2 separate regions of the Homo sapiens genome follow, and region 2 is linked to region 1. Evidence: chromatin contacts called from ENCODE Hi-C data. All regions are on one chromosome and are shown on one strand. Each heading gives the region's core, a stretch centred on a gene start or an enhancer-like site at or near the end of the contact. The rest is flanking DNA. Distances are from core to core; before and after follow the strand shown. Region 1 overlaps CYP46A1 (cytochrome P450 family 46 subfamily A member 1). Region 2 holds the start of WDR25 (WD repeat domain 25).

Region 1 (7,429 bases), core at 2,220-4,719:
CGTGCTGTGCACCCTGCGGCCCCGCGGCTGGCAGCCCGCACCCCCACCACCCCCCTGCTGAGGGGGCCTCCAGGCAGGACGAGACTCCTCGGGCAAGGGCCGTGCCCGCCCACCTCTGCTGCCCACGGCCACCCACCCTTCTCCCCTGCCCCGTCCCCTGGGCCACCCTTCACGCTGGCTTCCAGCGGGCCCTCTGCCGACCGCCTGCTTCACACCCCTCAGCGCTCCCTGTCGCCTGCGGACTCCATGGCCCTTCCTGGACTGGCCCTTGCCCAACTCCCAGCCACCACCACTGTCCCTACCACTGAGCCCTTGCACAGGCCACTTGCTCAGACGAGACACCCTAACTCTTGCTCACTCCCTAAAGCCCTCTTCAGGGGTCACCTCCTCCAAGAAGCCCTCCTTGCCACCCCCCGCCGGCAGGGGCCCCTCCTCTGTGCTCCCTCGGTCACCTGTGCTACCTCTAACACCACACTGACCACACTGTATCGTGAGTGTCCGTTGACGTGACCAATTGCCCTGCCAGGCTGTCAGCGCCTCAAGGGTAGGGTCTGCGTGTGATTTGTCTCTGAGCCCCCTGTGCCCACCCAGGGCCCGGCACAGAGTCGATGCTCAATAAATGTGTGTTGACTGCATGAATGACCTGGAACCAGGCCATGCGCTCTCGCCTCAGCTTGCTCGTCTGTGAAAAGGGGGAGATGCGGAGGCTGGCACAGCTTTGGAAGCCACCAGCCCGCAGATGCCCCGCAGATGCCCTGACAACGCTGCCTTGGGAGAGACTGCCCCAGGTTACCAGCCTGTTCCCTGTGCTGTATTCACGGCCATGCCCCTGGGTGTTGTGTGAGGTTGGGCCTGGGTGGGTGACTGGCTCTGAGAGCTGGATTTGAGAGGTCAGAGAGGCCCCTGGGCCTCTCTTGGGAGCAGCTTGGTGGAGCTGAGCCCCGTGCCTGTGGGCACCTGCTGCCCTCCTGACCTGGCAGGGGGGCAGGGCAGGTGAGACTGCATCCCTCGTGGTGGTGATGGGAGAAGCCGTCCCTTCCTCTCCAGGGCCGTGTCCTCTGAGCTCATCCAAGGAAGAGGTCCTGCCCTGAGTTTCTCCTTCGGCCATTGGGAGCTTGTCTTTGTGCAGAGAGAAAAAGCGCCCTCATGGCCCGGTGCGGTGGCTCACGCCTGTAATTCCATCACTTTGGGAGGCCAAGGTGGGAGGATCACCCGAGGTCAGGAGTTCAAGACCAGCCTGGCCAACATGGCGAAACCCTGTCCCTACTTAAAAATACAAAAATTAGCCGGGCATGATGGTTGGGTGCCTGTAATTCCAGTTACTTGGAGTCTGAAGCAGGAGAATCGCTTGAACCGGGGAGGCAGAGGTTGCAGTGAGCCCAGATCGCACCACTGCACTCCAGCCTGGGCGACAGTGAGACTCCGTCTAAAAAAAAAAAAAGAAAAAGCTGCCCTCTCCCCTGCCTGGGCCATGTGCCCCCTGGGAAGACCCCCTCCCCAAACAGGGAAGGCACAGATGTGTGCCGGCCCGTGATGTGCATTGTTGGCCTCCTTCGGTCCTTGCCGCAGTCTTGAATGATAGCTCCAAGGGATGGTCCCATCAAGCAGATAAGGAAACTGAGACTCAGGGGCGGGAGTGACATGCTCAGTACAGGTGGGGCCTGGTGTGGCTCTGAGAATGGAGGAGACAAGTGTCTGGGTTCCCAGCCTGCCCCTCTCCCCAGCCCAGGTGGGCCCTGAGAATGCACACCCCGGCCTCTGGGCAGAGGGTCGGGCCCCGGGATGCCTCGAGAACTGCAGCGTTCTTGCAGAGCGAGGGTCCTCCTGCTCCCCTAGCACCTCGCCTGACCACGTGGGCACCTGGCCAGCCCATCATCAAGCTGCACCCTCCACCCTCTCCATTTCCAGCTCGCTGTCTGAGGGGCCCCCAAACTCACCACTCACTTTGAGAATGGTATGCCCGGGCTCAGCCTCCAGCCACCTGGTCAAACTCATCCCTGGCCAGAAGCAGCCCCTTCCCACAGCCACCCCAAATGCTGCTGTCTCCCAGCGTCCTGTTCCCAAGCCCCCAGCTGGGCACTGTTCCCCGACCTGCTCTGCTGTGCCCCCCACTCCGCCCTCTGCAGCCCTTCTCTGAGTCTCTGAGGTTCACCAGTACCCACACACCTGCCCACGCTTCCCACAGTCCATGCCCTCTGCCTCCTGCTGTGGCTGGGCCTAGTCCCCACAGTACAGCACCTCCTTCACAGTCCATCTAAAAGGGCCACAGGCCACCAAGCCTCAGTACTGCAGCAATGCAACCCAGCATTGTCTGGAGGGGCCTGGAGGGATCGGCTCCCTCCAGAGACTTCAAGTTCCCGGCTTGACCATCCCCTGATTTGGCAAATATCTGTCTGTTGCTGAGCCTGAGCCTTCACACCATGATTTCTTCAAATCCTGCCAGGAAACAGGAGCCAACTATGCCCCATTTCACAGATGGGGAAGTCCAGGCCAGAGCCACAGCTGGGCCATAGTGGAGTCAGCACTTGAACCCATGGCCCTTTGCATCCAGTGGCCTTCCACAGGCTCAGCATGCCCTATCCCTGCAGGCCTGGGCTTGTCTTCTGCACGCCCCAGGAATCCCAGATGGCTGGGAAGTGCAGAGCCAGAACCCCCCAGCCCCACTGTCACTGCCGGTGGGGCCATCCTGCCCTTCCTTTCTGAGCCACTTCCTCTTCCATAGACTGGGCTTTCTGTGAGGGGCAGGTGGCTCTCAGTCCATGCTGCATGGGGAAGCCACCTGGGCCAGGTGAATCAGCCTCTGGGGTGGGGCCCAGAAACTCTTCTTTTTCTTTTTTCTTTTTTGAGATGTAGTTTTACTCTTGTTGCCCAGGCTGGAGTGCAGTGGCACAATCTCTGCTCACTGCAACCTCCGCCTCCTGGGTTCCTCAGCCTCTGGAGTAGCTGGGATTACAGGCATGTGCCATGACGCCCAGCTAATTTTTGTATTTAATATATTTTTTTAGTAGAGACGGGGTTTTACCATGTTGGCCAGGCTGGTCTCGAACTCCTGACCTCAGATGATCCACCCTCCTAGGCCTCCCAAAGTGTTGGGATTACAGGCGTGAGCCACCGCGCCTGGCCCAACTGTTTTCTTTTTAAGTCTCCCAGTAGATCCCAATGTGCATGGGCCGGTGCCGCCAGTCCAGGTGAAGCTGACCCCCGGGACCCAGGCAAGATGGATAGGATTAAACCCAAGGCTGTGCAGCAAGGCTACCTGGGGTCAAATCCTGCCCCCACCTGCCTGGGCCTCAGTTTCCCCATCTGTAAGGGAGGACAAATAATAGGACCCACTTCCTAGGGTTGGAGGGGAATTAGTGTCCACACGAGGGTCGGGCTCTGGCACTGTGAGTCTGGTCATTGTCACCTGCAGGGAAGGGAGGGCTTTTCTGCAGGCAAGGCGGCGCAGTCCCCGGAAGACCCGCACGGTGGCGCGCTGGCGCAGAGCTCGGGCTCGCCCTCCCGCCCAGGCCGAGCGGGCGGCGCCGGCCCCAGGCGCGGAGGGTCCCGAGGCGCGGAGTGGGTGGGCCGAGGGGACGCCAGCCCCGCTCCCGGAAGCGGGGTCAGCGGGGAGGCCGGGGGTCGGCAGTGGCAAGCTCTGGCCACGGCGTAGGGGTGGGATAGCCACCCCCATTTCACAGATGGGGCTCCCGAGGCGCGGTGAGGTCTGGCAGCTGCTGGGGGCGCAGGCACGGCCCCCCGGGCGGGTGTAGCGGTCGCTTGGCGGGTGGGTCCGCAGGCCTCGCCGGGAGCCGGGCCTGGGTCTGGGGCGCTGGCAGGCCGGCCGGGAGGCGCGCCGGGCGGGAACGCGCAGCTCTGGCGGGAAGTGCGTGGGGTCGGGGGGCTCGGGCGGGGTGCAGGCTGCTGCTGCCACCGGGGAGGCCCGGGGGATGCCCTCACTAAGCGGCTCCAGAGACTGCGGGCCCCGCCCTGCCCTGCCACTCCCTCTCTTGTGACCTCGGCCAGTGGCAGCCTTTTCTGAGCCTGTCCCCTTCTCTGTAAACCTGGACGTGTTTGATCTACGCTCGCGTCCCGGCAGGAGGCTTCCAGCCTGCACATTCCTGGGGGCCCGCCTTCCCCAGGCACTAGCTTACCCAGGGCTGAGCTGCTGAACTCTGAAAACCTTTGGAAACCTCCCTGCCCTCTGCCCTAGCGACCTGCGGCTGGAGACCCTGAGCTGGCCCAGCCCTCTAGGGTGCCTAGGAGCCTAGGCTGGGTTGGGGGTGGCTTCAGGAACCTTGGGCTGCCGGGTGTGGGGTGAGAGCCTTGGCCCAGCTATGGCCAGGTGGGAGGTTTTCTTCCTCTGTGCTCTGGGTGCTGGGGCTGGAGGCGGTGGCTCTGCTGGGCTTCAGTGACAGCCAATGTGGGTAGACAGAGGACCATGCCCTGTGTCCCAGCAATTAGCTGCCCACCTGGGAAGGTTCTGGATGGGACTTGGCAGAAGCCTGAGCCGGCCCCTCCTGGCAGTCCTGGCTGAGCGGGCACCGAGCGCCTTATGCTGGTCCAGTCAGTTGGAGTGACTAAATTCACATCTGCCCAGACCTCACCCTGGGCTCCGGACCTCACCCCGGGCTCCAGCCTCACCCCGGGCTCCAGCCTCAGGCATCTCTGGATGTCCAAAAATAACCCCCACCCCCACCCGCACCCTCCCCGGCAGTCACTGGGGGTATTTCTGGCAGACGGAAGGGGACTCACAGTGGGAGGGAGGGTCATTTCTCTGAATCCAGGGCCAGGGGTGGGGAGGGACAGAGTCAAGGCCCTGCCTTGGCTTGGAGCTTTAAAAACACTCATTTCTTCTGGAACGCAGCCTCTCCCCAGTAAATCCTTCTCACCAGAGAAAACCATAGTCACCTACCTGGTGCTCACTTCTTGGGCAGCCCCTGCGGGGACCAGACCCCGGGTGGCCAGGCAGAGGGGTCCCCCCCACCCTGCGGGAGGCAGCCTGCTAATTCTGGGTGCCAAGGGTAAGGCTGCAGGTCCCTGTGCAGGACACCTGCTAGCTGCATCCCGTTTGGAGCCTGCCCTGGATGGGGCTCCATGGGCCCAGGGCGAGGCCAGGCAGAGACCGGCATGAGCAGCAGCCCGCACAGGAGCACCCTGGGCCCAGGGCAAGAGCCCATCGGCCAGTGGCAGACACTGGGTGAGGATCCCCGATGATTCGAGTCACACTGTGCTGGCCATGAGCGTCAACTGTTGGGCGCGCTGTACGGCCAACCCTGAGCCAGCTTTCCTGTACCTCCAGGCCCCTGTGCTACAGACGAGGCTCCGAGAGGTGGCGGCCTGCCCCATCTCAGGGCCAGAGGGCAGAGGGTGCGGTGGGCTGTCCCTGGGGCCCTTGCCCCTGCTGTTGAGCCCAGGAGCCTGAACCTGGGAGGCCTCCCCATCACCTCCCTGCCCCCTCCCAAATGACAGTGGCTCCTTGGCCGCCACCCCAGAGGTGAGGGGATAGCCCAAGGAAGCCAGGAGCTGCCCACACCCTCAGCCCAGGAACACCCGGTGCAGCTGCATGCGCCTCGCGGGCTTCTTTCCTGGCTGGGAGCCTGGACGCTGGGAGGGTTGCCCAAGGCCACCCAGGCAGCGGTCAGTCAGGGGTGCCTGGGCTGGACAGGGGGCCCTGGGTGTTTGGAACCAGCTCGCAGAGCTTTGCTGGAGCAGGTGCACGTGTGTGCGTGCATGTGAGCCCCACGTGCAGATGTGTGTCTCTGCGTGTCTCTCCGTACCTCTTCGTGTTCCTGTTCCCTTGTCTCCGGGTATCTGTCTGGCCCCCAGTGTGTGAGGCTGTGCGGATGAGTCTCCACATCCGTGTGTGTCTCATGCTCTGTGTGGAGCTGGTGTGTCAGGCCTGACCTGGACTACAAGGAGGTGTCTCTTTGAACCCAAGGCAGTGGACAAACATCAGACGCGTCGCCGTGGGCTGGGCCCCTGCCGTGTGGCATGCGTTCTGTCCTCACCCCACGTCCAGCGAGATGGGCTAACCTGCCCAAGGCCACACAGCCAGGAGCTTGGGGCCATCCAGTGTGGACATCCATTGTCCTTCAAGTCGTGGCCACCAAGGCCCCACGTGAGGCTCCCTGCTCCTCACCTGTCCTGGCTCTGTGTACAGGGGGAACCCAAGTCTGAGGGGTCTCCAGCAGGGAGAGGCTGCACTCCTGAGGCCCAGCCAGGGCCGGGTGAGTGCGGGGCAGCAGGTGTCAGCGGTGGGGGAGGTACGGGTGGGAAGCGGGGCCTCTTCCCTGACCCCCGCCACACTTGGCTGCCCCTCCACCTTTGATCACTGACCCTCCTCTGTCCCTCCAGGGACACTTTCCCGCCAGTGCTGGTGCTGGCTGGCCAAACAGTGTGGGAACCCAGGGACTGGCCTTCCTCCAGGCGGTGGCAGCCGGGGAGGGGCCTGGGCACACCGTGGGTGAGCAGTCACTGCAGAGCCTCCCCTGGGAAGTGGCATGATGCTGTGGTGTCTCAGGGAACCCAGGAAGGGCACTGGCTCTGGGCTGGGCCCCACAGGCATCAGTATATGTGTGCCCCTCCCTTTGCCCCATGCCCTTCCAATGACCCCAACTCCTGCCCGACCAGATTTCACACCACTGTCTGGCCATCTCGAACCATTCCTGGGTGCCCGAGCTCTTTCCCACCGCTAGGCCCATCTTATCCTATCCATCCCCATCCCCATTCCTCACTTCCCAGGTCTCTGTGTGGATGACTCTCAGAGGTCCTCGCTGACCACCTGCCCTTCCTTCCTGACCTCAGTTCCTTCACCAGCGCCCTCCACCCACAAGCCTGTGGGCCCTGAGAGGCTGCCCCCAGAGCTTGTTCAGGCCCCTGCAGCACCTGCCCCATCATGGTGACCGTGGAGTAGCTATTGAGACCAGCCAAATCACACATAGGTGAGCCCTCGGGGGCCAGCGGGCACACAAACTGTTGCAGCTTCAGGGTGAGCTGCAGGAGGCGCATCATGCACACACACACCCGACACGCAGACACACTCCCGCACGTGGACATCACAAGCTCCCATGGGCACACACACCCACACATTCTCACATGCACACGCACTCCCCCACACATGTGCCCGCTGCCATGCACCCGTGCACACACGTGCATCATCACACACGTTCACTTACACATCCTTGCATGCACACACTCTCCCACACGTGCCCACTGCACCTGTGTACGTGTCCCAGTGGACACACAGGCATCACACACACATCCACTTACACACATTCTTGCACATGTGCAGTGGCCTCAGGAGCAGGGGACTCTAGTTGTTTATCCCCAACACACGTTCCCATGATAAAGAAAACAGGAAGGGACTTGGAGCCAGACACAGGAAGGGGAAGTGGCCGGCCACAGGGAACCAGCTCCAGCCAGTGGACACTGGGCGGTCTGCTTGGGT
Region 2 (4,499 bases), core at 902-3,401, 650 kb after region 1:
CGTGTAAAGAGCAAAACTGCCTACTCCACAGCAGATCACAGCAGACCTTCAAGGAGAAAGCTAAAAAGCCTCTTGAAAATTAACCCCCAGTTCCCCCTTTTCAAGAACTTGAATCTTGTGCTCATTCTGAAAGTTTCCACTGTGGTGGAGGAGCATAATAGGCACTTAAAGAAACTGGGTATTGTATTGGGATGAGGAGTGGAAAGGACTATAGAATTGTTTAACAGAACAACATGATAAAGACTTGGGTTGCATCAAAATCATCTCACAGAGATCAGGGCACGCTGATTCTGCAATCTGGGGAAGGGTGGCATCAAGACAGCCAATTCTGGAGCAGGTGAGAAGAGAATGTGGCCCAGGAGTGTTTCTGGATCCCTGGAATACCACCAGGAGGTAGAATACCATCCTTTCTATCTTGGCCCCAGAGTGTAGGTGACAATACCTTTGGACTGGCAAGTTCCCAGAGGACAAGAAAATGACTTCTTTAGAGCAAGGATTTCTTGACACCTTTTGGGACCCATCATGTTCCATTTTTTTTAAACACTAAAAGAAAGATTGCTTTCCCCGCCAAATAACAGCATGAACATTATCTTAAAAGGCAAAGACATTAATTTCTATGAAGCCAGGCACGAGACACTTTTGGGTGTCACAATAAGAATGACAATACGTTCTGATGTTGAGCACAGAAGGAGGGTGCATCAGTGAAAATTATGACAGACAGCATGACGGTGCTGAGAGGCAAGCTACGGATCCAAGCCCGCGACTGCTCAGCCAGGATCTCTGTTCCCTATGGGAGCAGTGAATCACCTGAACTTTGGGTCAATGGAAGAAGTAAAATGCATAACACCCTAATCCTAAGACACAAGTCCTGACCCCCTAAACCAAGGTTTTCAGCACTTTGCTAAAAACACGAACAAGCTCTAAGCCTGGCAAAGATGGCAATACATACCCAGGTTGTGGAAGACACTGCAGAGGTGGCCACTGGTCACGCTGGGCAGTTGAGCTGCTGAGAGTGCCCTGCCCAGCCAGAAATGGTCTTTAATACTCTTCCCCTCTTTCTTTCAGTTTCCCTTCTGAAAAAAGATGCTTTTGTCTTTCGTTCTCCCCACCCTGCATTCAGCTAAGGGTTTCTTATAAATCACCCAGATTCTCAGAAACACTTGAGCTCTTGACCAACCTTCTTGATGAGACTGTCCAATCAGGGGTGGGTTGCCTGGGGGGCCAGGTTGAGACCAATGAAACCCTCTTGAGAATCGAGCCATTAGCTGGTCATTGCATCAGCCACCCCTCACCCCCCGCTGGCCTCCAAATAACCTCCCCACCCTCTTCCCGTTCCCCACCCTCAGCGTCAGTGTGACTGATTTTGTGTAGTCGTGGGCGGTGGAAAGAGAAACTGTAAATTCCCCGCATCTGTTCACCGAGGCGGCACAGTGCAGTGGAAAGATCAGGAGTTCTGGGGTCACAGACGCCTGGGTTTCAATCCCAGCTTGGACTTATTCGAAACCTTGGGCAAGGGTCGCATTACTTTTCTGCTTCCCCTTCGGTTTCCTCATCTGTGGAATGGGCATGGAGAAGCCTGCTAACATTACCGTTGAGGGGACTAAGTGCAACACTACGCAAAGCCTCTGGCACATGGCAGGCGCTAAATAAAAATGGGGGCCTCTCTCCTCGGGAAAAGCGAACAGGCGGAGACGATGAAGGGTGCCAGTGGGAAAGGGAGACGGGGTGGGTCGGCGGCGCTCAGAGGAAAGGGGCGAGGGGTCGGTGGCAGGCTCCGCGCCTCACAGTGCCAGAACGCGGCGGGCAGCAAGCCGGGCTCTAAGGATACTCCCGGGAGGGCCAGGCCACTGGGCGCCGCGCCAGCGTCCCTCCATCACTCCCTCCCTTGTTTCCTCACTCCGCCCCGGCCTTACTCCCCTCGCTTACCCTGCCCAGCCGGGCCAGTCAGCGCTCCCGGCTCAGCAACCGGCTGTCTCCTGGGCGTCCGTGGAAACGCCGTCCGGACGGAACAACTTCCGGCCCGACGGCGCCGTCATTGGCTGTTCGCGCGGGGGCGGGGCAGAGGCCGCCACTGATTGGCTGGCGGCCGCGGCGTCGCGTCGGAACGTGACTGGATGGTAGTGTGCTGGCCGGTCTGCCTCCGGGAGAACCGAGCGCTTCCGGTGCGTGTGGTGAGCGGCGGGCCCCGGGCTGGAGGGGCCGGGACTGGGCAGCGCCTAAAGCGCCCCGTGCCGCTTAACGCGGTCTCTCATAGCCGCTCGCCTTCCTTTCACTTCCTGTTCCTTCAGAAAGCGCTGTGCCTTGGACCAACCTTACTTCTTACTATTGACAGCTCAGCTAACTCCTATTCATCCTTCAAAACCCATCTCTGGTCGTATCTTGTTTGTTGCTTTCATCGCTCTGGGGCCTCCGGGGGGATCTGTGTTTTGTGTTTGATTTCCACCCACACCAGACCCAGCATAGGGCTTGACAAAGAGTACGTAATCAGGAAATGTTTGTTGAATGGGAATATCCTATTTCTTTTACTTCCTAGCATCTCCCCCTCCCACCCGTTTGCATTCCAGAAATATTTTTAGACGCTGGGCATTGAATAGTGAACAAAACACAGAAAGTCCTGTCCTCATGGGGCTGACTTGCTGATAGTGACTGTCAGAGTCACTCGCTCCTTCCTTAGACTCTTCTCCAGTGTCCCTGCCTTCCCTTCCATCTTACTGTCTGTTCCTCTTCGTTTAATCCCTCATCTCCTTCCAGAGGGAGCACGGGCACCCTGGTGGTGGGAATCTGGGTGCATGGTGGGTGGTGCCTGGGCAGAGGAGTTGAGAGTGGCCTCGGGACCAGGCTTAGCATTTAGAGAACAGAAATGCCAAATTATTTGCAGTGCACGGTTCCATTAGTTTATAATTAGTCTTTCATATTATATTAGTTCCATTGGAGATGAGCTGGCTGGCTGGCTTTAGAAGTTGTTGTTGTTGTTGTTGTTTTTTGAGACCAAGTCTCGCTCTGTAGCCCAGGCTGGAGTGCAGTGGCGTGATCTCCACTCACCGCAACCTCCGCCTCCCGGGTTCAAGCAATTCTGCGGCCTCAGCCTCCAGAGTAGCTGGGATTACAGGCGCGCACCACTGCACACGGCTAAATTTTTTTTTTTTTTGTATTTTTAGTAGAGACGGGGTTTCACCATGTTGGCCAGGCTGGTCTTGAACCCCCGACCTCAGGTAATCCGCCCTTCTCGGCCTCCTACAGTGCTAGGATTACAGGCGTGAGCCACCGCGCCCGGTCGTTTTATTTAAACTCTGGCTTTGCGTGTGGAAGTTGTTACCTGCCTGGAATGGGCTGCGAACGGGGGCGGCATTACTAGAGGAGGCTGACTACAGACATTTATGGAATGATGACCTGACTTGTAGACCAGTGGAACCCTCAGGCGAATGATGCCACTTGGGGGAAAGGTGTGGAAGAGGTTGGGTGGTTGATTCCAGGGGACATAGAAACCCATTGTCTAGAAGAAGAGATGGGTAATAGGCTGTCTGGAATGACTTAGAAAAGGACTTGGAGGGAATCTGTTGATGCTGACCTGACTCCACCTGTTGGGGGATGGAGGCGGAGCTTGGCGTGTTTGATTAAGGTTGGGTGCACTGGGTTTTCTTGGAAGTCGGTCTATTGCCTGAGCGTTCTGTGCTGTTCCACCGCGCCCTCTGCTGTCCTAGGAGTGCCTAGCACCCTTCTTTTTCTCTGGATTGTGCTTGGTGCTAACAGCACAGAAGTAAAAAATTACCAAAGCACTTCTTTCTGGGAACTAATTGATAACCATGTATTGTGTATGATGGTTCAGAATTTCAGAAAGATTTTTTTTTTTTTTGAGACGAAGTTTCACTCTTGTCGCCCAGGCTGGGGTGCAATGGCGCGATCTTGGCTCACTGCAACCTCTGCCTCCTGGGTTTAAATGATTCTCCTGCCTCAGCCTCCCGAGTAGCTGGGATTACAGGCGTGTGCCACCACGCCCGGCTAATTTTTGTATTTTAGTAGAGACAGGGTTTCACCATGTTGGCCAGGCTGGTCTCGAACTCGACCTCAGGTGATCCGCCCACCTCGGCCTCCCAAAGTGCTGGGATTACAGGCATGAGCCACTATGCCCTGCCCAGAAAGATTTTTTTTAACAAGTAGAAATTCATTGCAGTGTGAATCTGTGTGTTGGGAGTGAAATGGGTGGATTTGGATCATGCCCTCAGAATTGCTCCCTGCACACTTGGGTAGACGGACACCTCAGGACCTTAGCCTTGTGCTGTGGGCCTGTCTGTCCAGCTGGCTGCTACAGAGATGGGATACCTGGGGGAAGAATGTTCCAGGCAGGCCGGGCGCGGTGGCTCACGCCTGTAATCCCAGCACTTTGGGAGGCCGAGGCGGGCGGATCACGAGGTCAGGAGATCGAGACCATCCCGGCTAAAACGGTGAAACCCCGTCTCTACTAAAAATACAAAAAATTAGCCGGGCGTAGTGGCGGGCGC

Evidence for each region. A loop is a pair of places that touch in the nucleus more often than their neighbours do. Pooled maps may share reads with other maps.
Region 2: a loop to region 1 is called in a map of CD4-positive, alpha-beta memory T cell, with 13 times the contacts of the local background. The contact joins the promoter of WDR25 here to the enhancer-like site in region 1. A Hi-C loop is called at or near these places in 2 of 168 maps with a recorded cell type or tissue (CD4-positive, alpha-beta memory T cell and naive thymus-derived CD4-positive, alpha-beta T cell) and 4 of 50 pooled maps.

Annotation. Positions count from the first base shown.
Region 1 is chr14:99,726,667-99,734,095 of GRCh38, forward strand. It overlaps CYP46A1 (cytochrome P450 family 46 subfamily A member 1), which reads left to right. Exons shown (of 15, transcript NM_006668.2): 15 at 1-635. The coding sequence ends at 61. Among named protein-coding and RNA genes, the nearest start is that of CYP46A1, 46 kb to the left of the region's middle. RefSeq lists a silencer at 3,455-3,574 and an enhancer at 4,896-5,755. Within about 2 kb of position 3,470, at least 10 of the 41 ENCODE cell types and tissues checked have a DNase peak (open chromatin) inside an H3K27ac peak, as active enhancers do.
Region 2 is chr14:100,374,334-100,378,832 of GRCh38, forward strand. It overlaps WDR25 (WD repeat domain 25), which reads left to right and starts at 2,152. Exons shown (of 7, transcript NM_001161476.3): 1 at 2,152-2,162. It overlaps WARS1 (tryptophanyl-tRNA synthetase 1), which reads right to left and starts at 1,014. Exons shown (of 11, transcript NM_004184.4): 1 at 950-1,014. RefSeq lists enhancers at 966-1,105, 1,116-1,475 and silencers at 1,986-2,045, 2,236-2,285.